Linked DNA regions of Mus musculus: region 1 is linked to region 2. The links are chromatin loops, found by intact Hi-C in ENCODE. Cell type or tissue: left cerebral cortex. All regions are shown on one strand. Each heading gives the region's core, and the rest is flanking DNA. Links, peaks and the distances in the headings are about the cores only.

Evidence for each region. Hi-C counts contacts between places; a loop is a spot of excess contacts. Peaks named below come from ENCODE experiments on the same cell type or tissue, not always from the same donor. Only the 100,000 strongest peaks of a DNase experiment are listed, where the experiment ranks them.
Region 1: a loop joins it to region 2, with 4 times the contacts of the local background. A loop is called at or near these places in 6 of 42 quality-filtered maps.

What each region holds. Positions count from the first base shown.
Region 1 is chr1:86,091,368-86,097,244 of GRCm38, forward strand. It overlaps Psmd1 (proteasome (prosome, macropain) 26S subunit, non-ATPase, 1), which reads left to right. Exons shown (of 25, transcript NM_027357.2): 15 at 636-731; 16 at 2,909-2,973. Among named protein-coding and RNA genes, the nearest start is that of Gm22786, 7.0 kb to the left of the region's middle. In left cerebral cortex, for the core only: CTCF peaks have their summits at 1,352 and 2,575 (motif pointing right); no DNase peak of the experiment used is centred there.
Region 2 is chr1:86,357,265-86,363,141 of GRCm38, forward strand. It overlaps Ncl (nucleolin), which reads right to left and starts at 2,191. Exons shown (of 14, transcript NM_010880.3): 1 at 1,942-2,191; 2 at 843-959; 3 at 1-188. The coding sequence starts at 1,959. C130036L24Rik (RIKEN cDNA C130036L24 gene) reads left to right here and starts at 2,320. Exons shown (of 2, transcript NR_015507.3): 1 at 2,320-2,743. In left cerebral cortex, for the core only: a CTCF peak has its summit at 2,402; DNase peaks (open chromatin) are centred at 1,826 and 2,251; H3K4me3 peaks cover 2,566 bases; H3K27ac peaks cover 1,548 bases.

The sequences.
Region 1 (5,877 bases), core at 528-5,527, 270 kb before region 2:
GTGACAACTGGCTCCTAGCACGAGGTCATTTGGCCTGTCAGAGTTGGAGATTGTGAAGGGCTTTTTCTCAAGGTATGGTCTCTGACAGTTTACAAAGTCAGTTCTAGGACAGCCAGGGCTACACAGAGAAACCCTGTCTTGAAAAACCAAAAATAAGAAAAAAAGAAAGAATATGGAAATATTACCTGTCTTATTTGGTTTTTATTTCCAAAGTGGGAGTTGATTTCATATAGCTGGTTCTATTGATAGTAACTTGACTTCCCAGAAAATATAAGGCAGGATAGAAATAATTGCAGAGACTGTTAGAACAATTCCTTCTTTATTGAGGGTTCATTTTTCCCATTCACTTTGAGCATTATCATTAATAAATGAATTATTTTAAAGTTTATGATTTCTCCATTAAAGGAGCCTGTCTATTATTCAATAAGTTATTATTTTGGTTTATTGCTATTTGGGGGTGGGGTGGAGTGAGATGTTTGTGTTCAGAGTGGGGTTTACTGTATTTCCCAGGCTTTTCTGTAACAACTGGACTCAGACCTCCCAGTTGAGCCTCCAGGAAGTTAGGACTACAGGCTTGCTTCACAGTGCCCAGCAGCAGTCACTTTTGAGGAATAATGGGAATTATTCTTTCTTAGGACCCAATTCTTAGAAGATCTGGAATGTATACTGTAGCCATGGCTTATTGTGGCTCTGGTAACAACAAAGCCATTCGGCGCCTGCTACATGTTGCTGTAAGTACTCTAATCTTTTTCAGGAGGGAAGGGGAAGTTTGCAGGTGGACAGTATAGATGTCTTAGTTAGGGTTTCATTGCGTGAAGGGTCACCATGACCACAGCAGCTCTTATAAAAGACAACATTTAATTGGGGCTGGCTTACAGTTTTAGAGGTTTAGTCCATTGTCTTTATGGTGGGAAGCTTGGCAGCATTCAGGCGAGCATGGTGCTAGAGACAGAGCTCAGAATTAGAGTTCTACATCTTAATCTGCAGGCAGCAAGGAGAGACTGTACTACTCTGGCATAGCTTGAGCATCAGAGAACCCCAAGCCCACCTCCCACAGTGGCACACTTCCTCCAACAAGGCCACACTTCCTAAGGATGCTACCTGCTATGGGCCAGGCATTCAAACACATGAGTCTGTGGGAGCATACCTATTCAAACCACCACAAAGAGGTATAGGTTATGTACATTGTATATATGACCATCATATATACATTTATATGTATGACCATTGTCAGTGGTCTCAAGTTCAGATTCTTATTCATTGGACACAGAAGTCCATAATTCAGCGGTCGGTTTTTAGAATGAAATAGAACAGTACTATGTCAGCATGCATAGTCTTCAAAATCAGTCAAGTGTAATTTCTGAAACTACCCCAAGGGGCATTCTTGTTTGTAAGAGACAAGATCAGGTGAGAATATTTGATCATCCTAAGATAGGCATATCAAGAAACCACGTTTTCTAGCCAGTGAAATTAACTTTAGTCCCACTGACAGGAACATGGTCTATTTCAAGAAATCTGCACAGAAAGCCTGATGCCCATGCTTTCCAGCAGGCTTTTTCACAGTCTTTTTGATTTCATAGTTTAGTGAGAATGTTGCCAGTTCAAGTAGTTTTCATTCCACATATAACTTAGTGAATTCCTATCACAATGGGAAAAGGAAAAATAACATCACTTCCAGTGTAGAAAGGTTTGAAATTGATGCTTACCTCTTCTTTCAAGAGACACACTTGTCTCACATTATTGATTAGAGTTTGTGCATGGTCATTGTCTTAGTTAGGGTTTTATTGCTATGAAGAGACATCATGGCAATAGCAACTCTTATAAAGGAAAGCTTTTAATTGTGGCTGGCTTACAATTTCAGAGGATTAGTCCGTTATCATCATGGCAGGGAGCATGGCGGCATGCAGGCAGATACGGTGCTGGAAAGGGAGCTGAGAGTTCTCTCTTGCAGGCAGCATTGAGAAAGAGTGACACTGCACCTGGCTTGGCCTTCTCAAACCCCAAAGCCCAACCCCAGTGACATACTTCTTCTGACAAGGCCACACTTCCCAATAGTGCCACTCTCTATGAGCCTATGGGGACCATTTTCACTCAAACCACCACAGTCAGCATAGTATAGTAGGAATTATATTGTGACCATTTGTATTTTCCTTCGTCTTAGAGCATATTGTATGGAAACAACATTGAAGAAATGTTTGATATTCCTTATAACTCTTAGAACTCATGAAAGCTGCAACTGAATTATTCTTAAGTAGTTCTGAACCTTAAATTTCACCATGCTACAAAGGCATCTAAGAAGCTTCAAAGTAGAATTCTATAATTTTTTTCCCCTAAGTTAAGGAAAGGAGGGTTTTGTGGTTGTTTTTATTTTTATTTTTTGAGGCAGGATCTCACTATGTAACCCTGGCTGGTTTTGAACTTCATATGAAGATAATATTTACCTCAAGTTCACAGAGATGCACCTCCTTCTGCTTTCTTAGTGCTGGGATTAACGGTGTGCCAGGAAAACTTTTTTTTTTTTAATTTATTATATATATATAAGTACACTGTAGCTCTCTTCAGACTCACCAGAAGAGGGCGTCAGATCTCATTACAGATGGTTGTGAGCCACCATGTGGTTAATGGGATTTGAACTCAGGACCTCTGGAAGAGCAGTCAGTGCTCCTAACCGCTGAGCCATCTCTCCAGCCCCCAGGAAAGACTTTTAAAAATCTACATGTATCATTATTTTTTAAGTTTATTTACTGTATATACTTAAGTTATATAGTTTATTTTGATATACATTGTAAGGAAAAAGACTTAATGAAGAAATACTATTAAATAAAGCCTAATTTATATTTAATGATGGGGAGTTTGTATCAGCTTATTAATGAAATGTGTGTTCTAATCACCCTAAATTTCCCCCTAGGTAAGTGATGTCAATGATGATGTCAGAAGAGCAGCAGTGGAGTCACTTGGCTTCATTTTGTTCAGGTAATAATTTCTAACTGTGGATTCTGTTCGTCTTCGGATTCTTAAATAGAAACTAAAATACTTAACCATGTCAAAGTTCAGAGCAAGGACGATAGGGTTAGTTCTGTGTGTCTGAGCTATGTTGTGGGTTGAGAAGTAAATACGTTTTTCTGTTCAGTTTTCCTTTGCTTGTTTTAACTTTTTACCCCTGTATTTCCTGTGGTTCCTACATGTGCTAAATCTCCGGTTTCAGCAGTAGGTGTCACCTATGAGCCATCTTTTGTTAATAAACTCCTCATAGCATGACCTTCCGATGGTGCGAGTGAGTCAGATGAGTTCTGTGCTGGCCCCAGTGTTAGCCAGGCTGGTCTGTGCTCAAGTGGTTCTCCTGCCTCAGCTTCCTAAGTAGCCGAGGTTGTGTGTATGTACCCTGCATGGGGCAAATGATTCTCTGAGCGTCTTATGAGTTGTTTTCCAAAATATGTCCTTGAAGAAGTGAGGGCTAGGAATTATTGAGAGACTGTCTTGCCAAAATCTGTATGATGAGGAAAGTTAAATGTGGTCAGTTACTTTAAGTGACTAGAGTTAAAGAAGTTCTTCAAGTTTTTCTCTGTTTATTATTTTTAAAGGTGAAAGGAACTTAGAAATCAATAAGTGTTCTTTTTAAATGTTTTGTTACACACATTTGTTTGTGTGTATATGTATGTATGTGGACGTGTATGTACCATAGCACACATGTGGATGCGAGAGAAAAACTTGTGAGAGTCAATTCTCTTTCCACCATGTAGGTTCCCAGAGATCAAGTCGTCAGGCTTGGCGTTAAAGTGCCTTTACCTACTGAGCCATGTCATTGGCCTATATTGTGTATATATTTTTAAGCTAAGGTTATCAAGTTTCACAGTACTTAGCAAAGTTCCAATTGCTGTGGATCTAAATGATGAGCCTTAGATTCCTGACAGTCTGAGATAGATGAATCCAGGTTTCTCTGCCATGTGCTTCTCAGAGCTGTCTTCCTTGAATACTATTACTCTCAAACTTCCTTGTTACCCTTAACACTTGAGAAGTATGTGTCCTGTTATCTAAAGTCCTATGTGTTTTCCCGTATGACATTTACTTTCAAGTATATGATTGATTGATTGATTGATTTATTGGTTTTTCGAGACAGGGTTTCTCTGTGTAGCCCTGGCTGTCCTGGAGCTCACTTTGTAGACCAGGCTGGCCTCGAACTCAGAAATCCACCTGCCTCTGCCTCCCAAGTGCTGGGATTAAAGGTGTGCGCCACCACGTCTAGTCATTTATTTGATTTTTTAAAAAAATTTTATGTGTATAAACCTTTTACCTACATGTATGTATATACATCACATGTATGCAGTGCCCACGGAGACTAGAAACAGGCATCAGATCCCCTGGATCTGTACGTACAGGCAGTTGTGAGCTACTGTTGTGATTGCTGGAAATGGAGCCTAAGTCTTCTGCAAAGCACCGATGCTCTTAGCTGCTGAACCATCCTTCCAGAATCCTCCATTTTGTCATTTCCATTTTCCCAGTAGGCTCACGTTTTGGCTTTTGAGACAGGTTCTTGCTCCGGGTTGGCTTATAACTCATTGTGATTTTGTAACTCAAGATAGCTTTAAACTCATAGCCATGCTGCCTCAGCCTCCCAGTACTAGGAGTACAGGCGTGTGCTCTGCTCTCTAGACACCACTCTTTAGATGACCCTGCAATAGCTAAAAAATGTATTTCTCCTTGATTTTTAAAAAACATTTTAAATACTGCTTATTGGACATAAATACCAAAAACATTTATTCATTTTTTTCTTAAATGAAATTATCTTTGTGTAAAGTTCTTATCTGAATTATTCTCTTTATTCACAAGCTAGATCATGAGGTTATGCTACTTTTATTCTTTCTTCAGATCTGTAGGCCATTAATTTCTTTATAATGGTTATGATCAGTAATAAAAATAGGACTTGGGATGTAGCTCCATGGTAGAGCAGTTTTCTACCATCTGCGAGACCCTGAGCTTGATCCTCAGCACTATCAGAAGACAAAATCACAAACACACACAGGTTTAGGAGAGTTGACAGACACCTTGGCAGTACGTGCCTGTAATCCCAGCCTCAAGAGGATCATAAGTTTAAGGCCAACCATGGCGACATCTATTGAGGGGCCCTTTTTTTTTTCTTTTAATGTGTGTGATGTTTTGCCTGCATGTACATCTGTATACTACTTTGTTATCACCACCAGATCCCTTGGAACTGGAGTTAGAGTTGTAAGTGCTGGCAATCAAACCTGTAAGATTGTCTAGTGCCCTTAATCACTGAATAATCTCTCTGGTCCCGTCAAATTATAAATTTCTTTAAAGTATTCATAAAATAGAAATTACAGTTAAATACTAGTGGTAAAAATTTGAAACTTGTCCCTTTTCTTTTTGGGGGGTGGGGGTGGGGTTTTTGAGGCAGGGTTTCTCTGTGTAGCCCTGACTGTTCTGGAACTTACTTTTGTAGACCAGGCTGGCCTCAAACTCAGAAATCCGCCTGCCTTTGCCTCCCAAGTGCTGGGATTAAAGGCATGCGCCACCACCGCCCAGCTCCCTTTTCTTAAATAGTTGATATTAATGTTATATTTCAATCAGTAAACTATTCTAGAAATGCTAAAATGATCTCATTAGCTATAGACAAGGTTGAGGATTCTGTTTAAGTAATAGTGATGCTAGTTTATGGGTTCTGTAATTATTTTTGTAGACATGCATATATTTTTGAGCGGTAATAGAAATCTGTGAACAGTATCAAGCATGTTAGGTATTTGGAAGTATTACTGATAACTATATGATTAGAACTTATGAAACAGTTGTACATGTTTCCTGGTGCATAAAGTACAGTATAGAGTTTTGAATATTATCAGTGTGATGTCTGACAAGTCTCCT
Region 2 (5,877 bases), core at 296-5,295:
CCCGGTGTTGGAATGACTTTGGCTGGTGTAATGTTTTTCTTAGCTGGTGTGGCTACTGCCTTTTTGCCTGGGGTCACAGCTGCTTTCTTAGCTGGTGTGGGAACTGCAGCCTTTTTTGTTTGTGAAACAACCACCTTCTTTGCTGGGGTTGTGGTAGCCTTTTTGCCTTTTTTCTGAGGGATGACAACCTTGAAAGCAAACAAATCATAAGCATTCCTTTATACCCAATGCTACATTAAGAGACTAACTTTGAGCACAAGAAAATGGACATTAGATAGGCTTAAAAAAAAAAAAACAAACAACCAAGAACTGGAGAGATGACTCAAAAGTTAAGCACATGTGTTACTCTTGTAACATGTAACATTCACATGTGGCTTTAACTCCAGTTCCAGGGGATCCAAGTACATTCTAGTATGAGGGTACCAAGCATGCTTAATGGGTGCGCGCACACACAAAGATAAACATTAAACCCTGAAATAAGGAGACATGGCTTTCAATACTTTAAAAAAAAAAAAACTGGACTCAGCACCTGAGCTTTTCTAAGAAATCTGATTGAGCATGACCATAACAACGGTCTTGAGACAAGGTTTCACTATGTACTACTCCCTGCTTGCCTGGAACTCAAAATTCTGCCTGTTTCTGTCCCCTGTTTTGCCGACTGTCTTGCAGAAGGAAGGAAGGAAGGAAGGAAGGAAGGAAGGAAGGGAGGGAGGGAGGGAGGGAGGGAGGGAGGGAGGGAGGGAGGAAGGGGCTTGCCATTCAACCATTTACTACATATCCTGTATTTCTAAGACTTCCAGACATTCAATTCCACCGGTTTATTGCTGCAAATAGCTTCTTACCTCCTCTTCTCCACTGCTGTCATCTTCATCTTCTGACATTTCTTCATCTTCACTATCCTCTTCCACCTCCTTTGGAGGAGGAGCCATTTTCTTGGCCTCACCGTGGGTTTTGCCAGCCTACAAACGCACACAAAAATTGCACGCATTTTCAGTCACTTTGCCTTTGGCCACCACCTTTTTCTTACTAAAGGACACAAGCATAAAGACTTCTTCTTGGCCAGGCATGGCATTCTCCTGGCAGTTTTTTCTGCGAACCGCGCATAATTTTTTTTTCCTTCTCACAGATAACTGAGCAGACAGAACTCTACACCAAGAAACAGCCACAGGTTATAAAGTCTCCTAGTCGTGGCCATCTATTTTCTGGCATCTTCCACAAAAAAAAAAAAAAAAAAAAAAAAAAAACCCAGTTAAAGGGATCCCTTTAAGTTATTTGCTGGGGAAGGGGGTATCTCGAAATCACCTCTTAAAGCAGCACCACGTAACCCAACTGCTTCCCACTTTCTCTCGCTTCCAGCCCCACCACGTGGAGTCACCACGCCGCCACCTCAGGGGTCCACCACGTGTCCATCCCGGTCACCGGCAGAGACAGCAGATCGCCGGGCCACCCATCCATCCCCACGCTGCCGTCCCCCTTTCCGGGGTACTACAGACACTCCCCCACTGCCCCGGGTCGCGCGACACGTGCGGGGCTCCGCAGAGCACGTGGCGGGCCGCGCACCAGAGCACGTGCGCGGGGAGGCGGGGCCCCGGGACCGCTCGCCGCCTAAGGTTGGCCCTCTCTTCCCACGCCGTGCCCCTATCCGCTCTCAGCTCCTCCGATCTCTCCTCACACCGTCCCCTCCCGCCCGCTACATCCGAACCCTCGATATCGCCCTCCCGGAAACCTGCCTCCGCTCTTCTCATCCCCCTAAGTCAGAGGGCAAGCACCGCGAGACCTCCCGCTAGTCGCGCGAGACTTTCCCCCCCAGCATGGCGCCCTCGAACGCGCCCGGGATTGCGCGCAAGCCCTCCTCCCCTCCGCGACGGACGGGCGGGCGCGCGCGCGTCCCTCCGAAAGCAGGGGCCTAGTCGTCCGCGTCGGCGCGCCAAGGCCTCTTACCTTTGCGAGCTTCACCATGGTGGCGGATTACGGCGGCGGCGCGTGTGGAGAGCGAGCAGCTCGGAAGAGCTCAGCGGAAGCCACACGAAAGCGACTGCAGTAGCGGGTACCGACGACTCTGGAGCACGTACAACCGCCTGCCAGCTACAGCTAGCGTCTGAGGCAAAAGACTGAGCCTGCCCAGTAATCGCCTCTGGAAAGGCGACGAAGGGGGTCCTCGTGACTTCGGCTCCACCAACCAGAGCTCGCGTCCGTCCCCGGAGCCAACCGCGAGCCTTAACGCGGGGCAGCGTGAGGCGGGCCTAAGGCTTGACGAGGGCGGGGCTCTTAGGGGCGGGGCCTGACGTCTGCTCCTGAGGGCGGGACTCGTTTGGGCCCAGGCGGACGTTGACTGGTCAGTGTGCGGGTCCTTTGAATGCTCCTGAGCGCCGGGCTCTCCCCACGCCTGCGCAGTGGGACGGGCGAGTTTGGCGCGGCTTGTGTGTGAGGCGCGGGTAGGTGGCGGCGTGGCCCGGATTCCCTCAGGTGTTCCGAGGCAGCATGGGCGGCGATGCTCAGGTGGTCTGGGCGTTTCTCGGTGCTTTCCCCCGCGCCGCGTGGTCCTGCTGAAGAACGCCGGAAGGCCTAGGGTTCCCTCGGGCTGATGAGCGGGCCTCGGCCTGTTCTCCGCGGAGTCGCGAACGGCTTCTTGGCTATGATGCGAGTCCCCGCTTTCCTGAGAGCTCCTAATAAAAGCAGTTGTGCGTGTGTGTGTGTACGAGCAGTGCACAAGCGATCCATGTAATGTCGGTGACCTCTCGCGGTAGGTATAACTCCAGGTTCAGAGAGGTGACTTCCTGGTGTGGTGGGGAGAAGTACTCGGCCCGCCTGTGACCACGCTCACAGGTTCCCTCCATGGCGGGGGGAACGAGAGAGTTGTCTGGCGTTGCTTTAAATGGATTGCAACCAACTGGTTCCAAGCATAGCACACAGGCGCCCTTCATCAGCTAACAACATCCACTAGAAATGACCTGTGGAGTTTTCGTCCGGAGTTGAGATAGGACTTTATTCTTTACTGTCCTAGAGCACACATGTAGACCATGTTAGCCTCGACCTGTATCGGCACGCCTGGCCCGACCTAGGAGATGTTATTTTATGAGACAGGTTTTCTCTGTGTATTCCTGGCTGCCCTGGGACTCACGCTGTAGTCCAGGCTGGCCTTGAACTCAGAGATCCCCCTGCCTCCCTAGTGCTGTGATTAAAGTCATATGCCATCATACCTGACTTCAACCTCGGGAGATTTTAATGCGAGTGGGATGTGTTGAGTCCCCAAGTTTTTTTATCTGAACTCGGGCCTTTGGAGATAAGTAGAAATAGTCACTGTGTGATGCTTACTTACTACGGCCTTCCCAACGCGGTGGAGGGCAGCCACAGCTACACACCAGTGCGCTCTTGTCAGGGCAGGAGATGGCGAACCCGAGTTGTGGTGTGGGGGCATTGTCTTTATAGCGAGACCGGTCACACCTTGTACTGTATATTATGGAACCAAGGGAGACTCTTGGGTAGAGAGGTAGGAAGGGTGGTGTGAGGAAGACTCTAGATATTTCCAAGCAGAGCAAGCTAAAGGCATTCGGGAGGAGACAAGAAGATGAGCTGTGAGTGTGAAATGACTTGGGTGACATGGCTTCCTTTGTCAATCCAATCTATCTGTATGGGCTATCCTCAGCCCTCTGGTGTACAGTGCCACTAAGAGACCTCTGCTTGCACCCAAGGTTAGTTACACTCTCAGATATCAGCTGCCTAGTACTTTTCTTGGCCATTTATTGTTCATTTGCCCCTTCCCCAGACAGCACAGACTGTTGTCTGCTTTATTCTTGGTACCTAAAGCATTGCCTGGCATATGATAGTGTTGGAAATTACTTGCTAACTGGAGTGAACAGAAGTTTGAGTGCACCAGCAGCAGGGACAGCTTGCAGGATTTGGTGTTTCTGTGGAATCAACACCTAATCCATGTGTGATGCTTATACAAATTATAATTGAATATAACCATATCATATTGGATCCCCAATATCCCTGTAGAAAGCATGGGGTGGCAGCATATAACTAACAACTCCAGCACTGGGGGTTACAGGGAGCAAGGACAGGAGGATCCCTGGCATCTGCTAACCAGCCTGTCTAGCCATGAAAGGTGACCCTGCTCAAAAAAATAAGATAGAGGTGGTGTGAGGATGTTAGTGCCTGTCTGGTATGCACAAAACCAAGATCAGTAACTGTCCAGTTATTATACAAATAGAGCCAAGTACCAGGTTCTATTTCAGCTCTTTAGAAATTTTAAATTAATAAATGTATTCAAAATAGACTAAAAGCATCGCTGCTCACAGACATGAGGGCAAAGAGCAGCAGTTCTCAACGTGTGGGTCTCAACCCCTTTGAGGTCAATACCCTTTTATAGGGGTCATATATCAGATATCCTGCATACATTGCAATTCACAGCAGCAAAATTAGTTATGAAGTAGCAATAAAACATTTTATGGTTGGGGGTCACCACCACATGAGAAACTGTATTAAAGGGTCACAGTCTTATGAAGGCTGAGAACCACTGGCATTGAGTTAACTTGGCCAGTTACAGAGCTAATAGGAGATTGGATGTGTATGTATGTGGGGGGAGGTATGCCTGAGTTCAAATGTAGAGGCAACAGGTTAATCCGGGGTGTCTTTTTCTATCACTACCTTTTTTTTTTTTTTTAACAATCTCATGTATCCCAGAGTGTCCTTGAACTTCTGATTCTTTTGCCTCTCCCAAGTGCTTGTATTTCAAGCGTGTGCTACTACTTATGGTTTATGTTGCTCCGGAGATTAATCTTGACTTTGTGCATGCCAGGCAGGCACTAACCAACTTCCCCAGCCCTTCTCTACCTTATGTTTTGAGCAGGATCTCTTACTGAATCTCACCTTTTATGGTTAGATAGGCTGGGAAGCATATGCCAGAGATCTTCCTGTTTCTGCCCCCCCACCCCCCAACCCTACCCCAAGTACTGGGGTTACAGTTTTTGTGCTGCCCACCTCATGCTCTTTACAGGGATATCAGGGATCTGAACTTGAGTCCTCATACTTTCAATGTAAGCACTTTATCTGCAGAGTCATCTGGCAAAGAATAACAAAATCTCTAAGTCAGTTCCCCACGTTAAAGGTCCTACTGTTTATTTAAATGTGCTTCTCTCTTAGTTGTAGCATCTGATAACACAACTCAGCCATTTTTTTTTCTTTCTGACATGGTCTTGTTAGGTAGCCCAGGTTGGCTTGGTCTACTGATGGTTTTCTCTGTCAACTTGACAGAAGCTAGAGTCATCAGAGAGAAAGGATCCTCTACTGAGGAAATGCCTCCCTGAGATCCAGCTGTAAAGAATTTCCTCAATTAGTGATCAGTGTGGGTTGTGCCATCCCTGGGCAGGGTTCTATAATTAAGGCACCTGGAAATTGTGTTTCTGCCTCTGCCTTCTGACCATTGGAATTCAGGTGTGTTTCTCTGCACCTGGATTTCAGCAAGAACTAATTGAAAAAATCAGTTATAAATATACCACATAAGGTACAAAAAAAAAAAAGTTAGGCATGGTAGCTCATACCTATAATCACAGCATTTGAAAGGATAATGCAGGAGGATTATCATGAATTTGAAGCCTGAATTAACAACCTGAGTGACTGAGTTCCAGACAAGATCCTATATGAATGAATGAGTGAGTGAGAGAGAGATTCAAAACAACCAAGCACAGTAACATATGTCTGTAATCCCAGTGATCCTGAAGAATTTCTAGTACAGAGCCAACCTGGTCTAAACCACAAGACCTTGTATCGAAGAAGGAAAAAGAGAAACACCCTGCCCCATCCTTCTAGTTTCTTTGTCTAAATAGTAAGGATAATAGTACCATCATTTGTGTGTAGTGGGTATTACAGAAGATG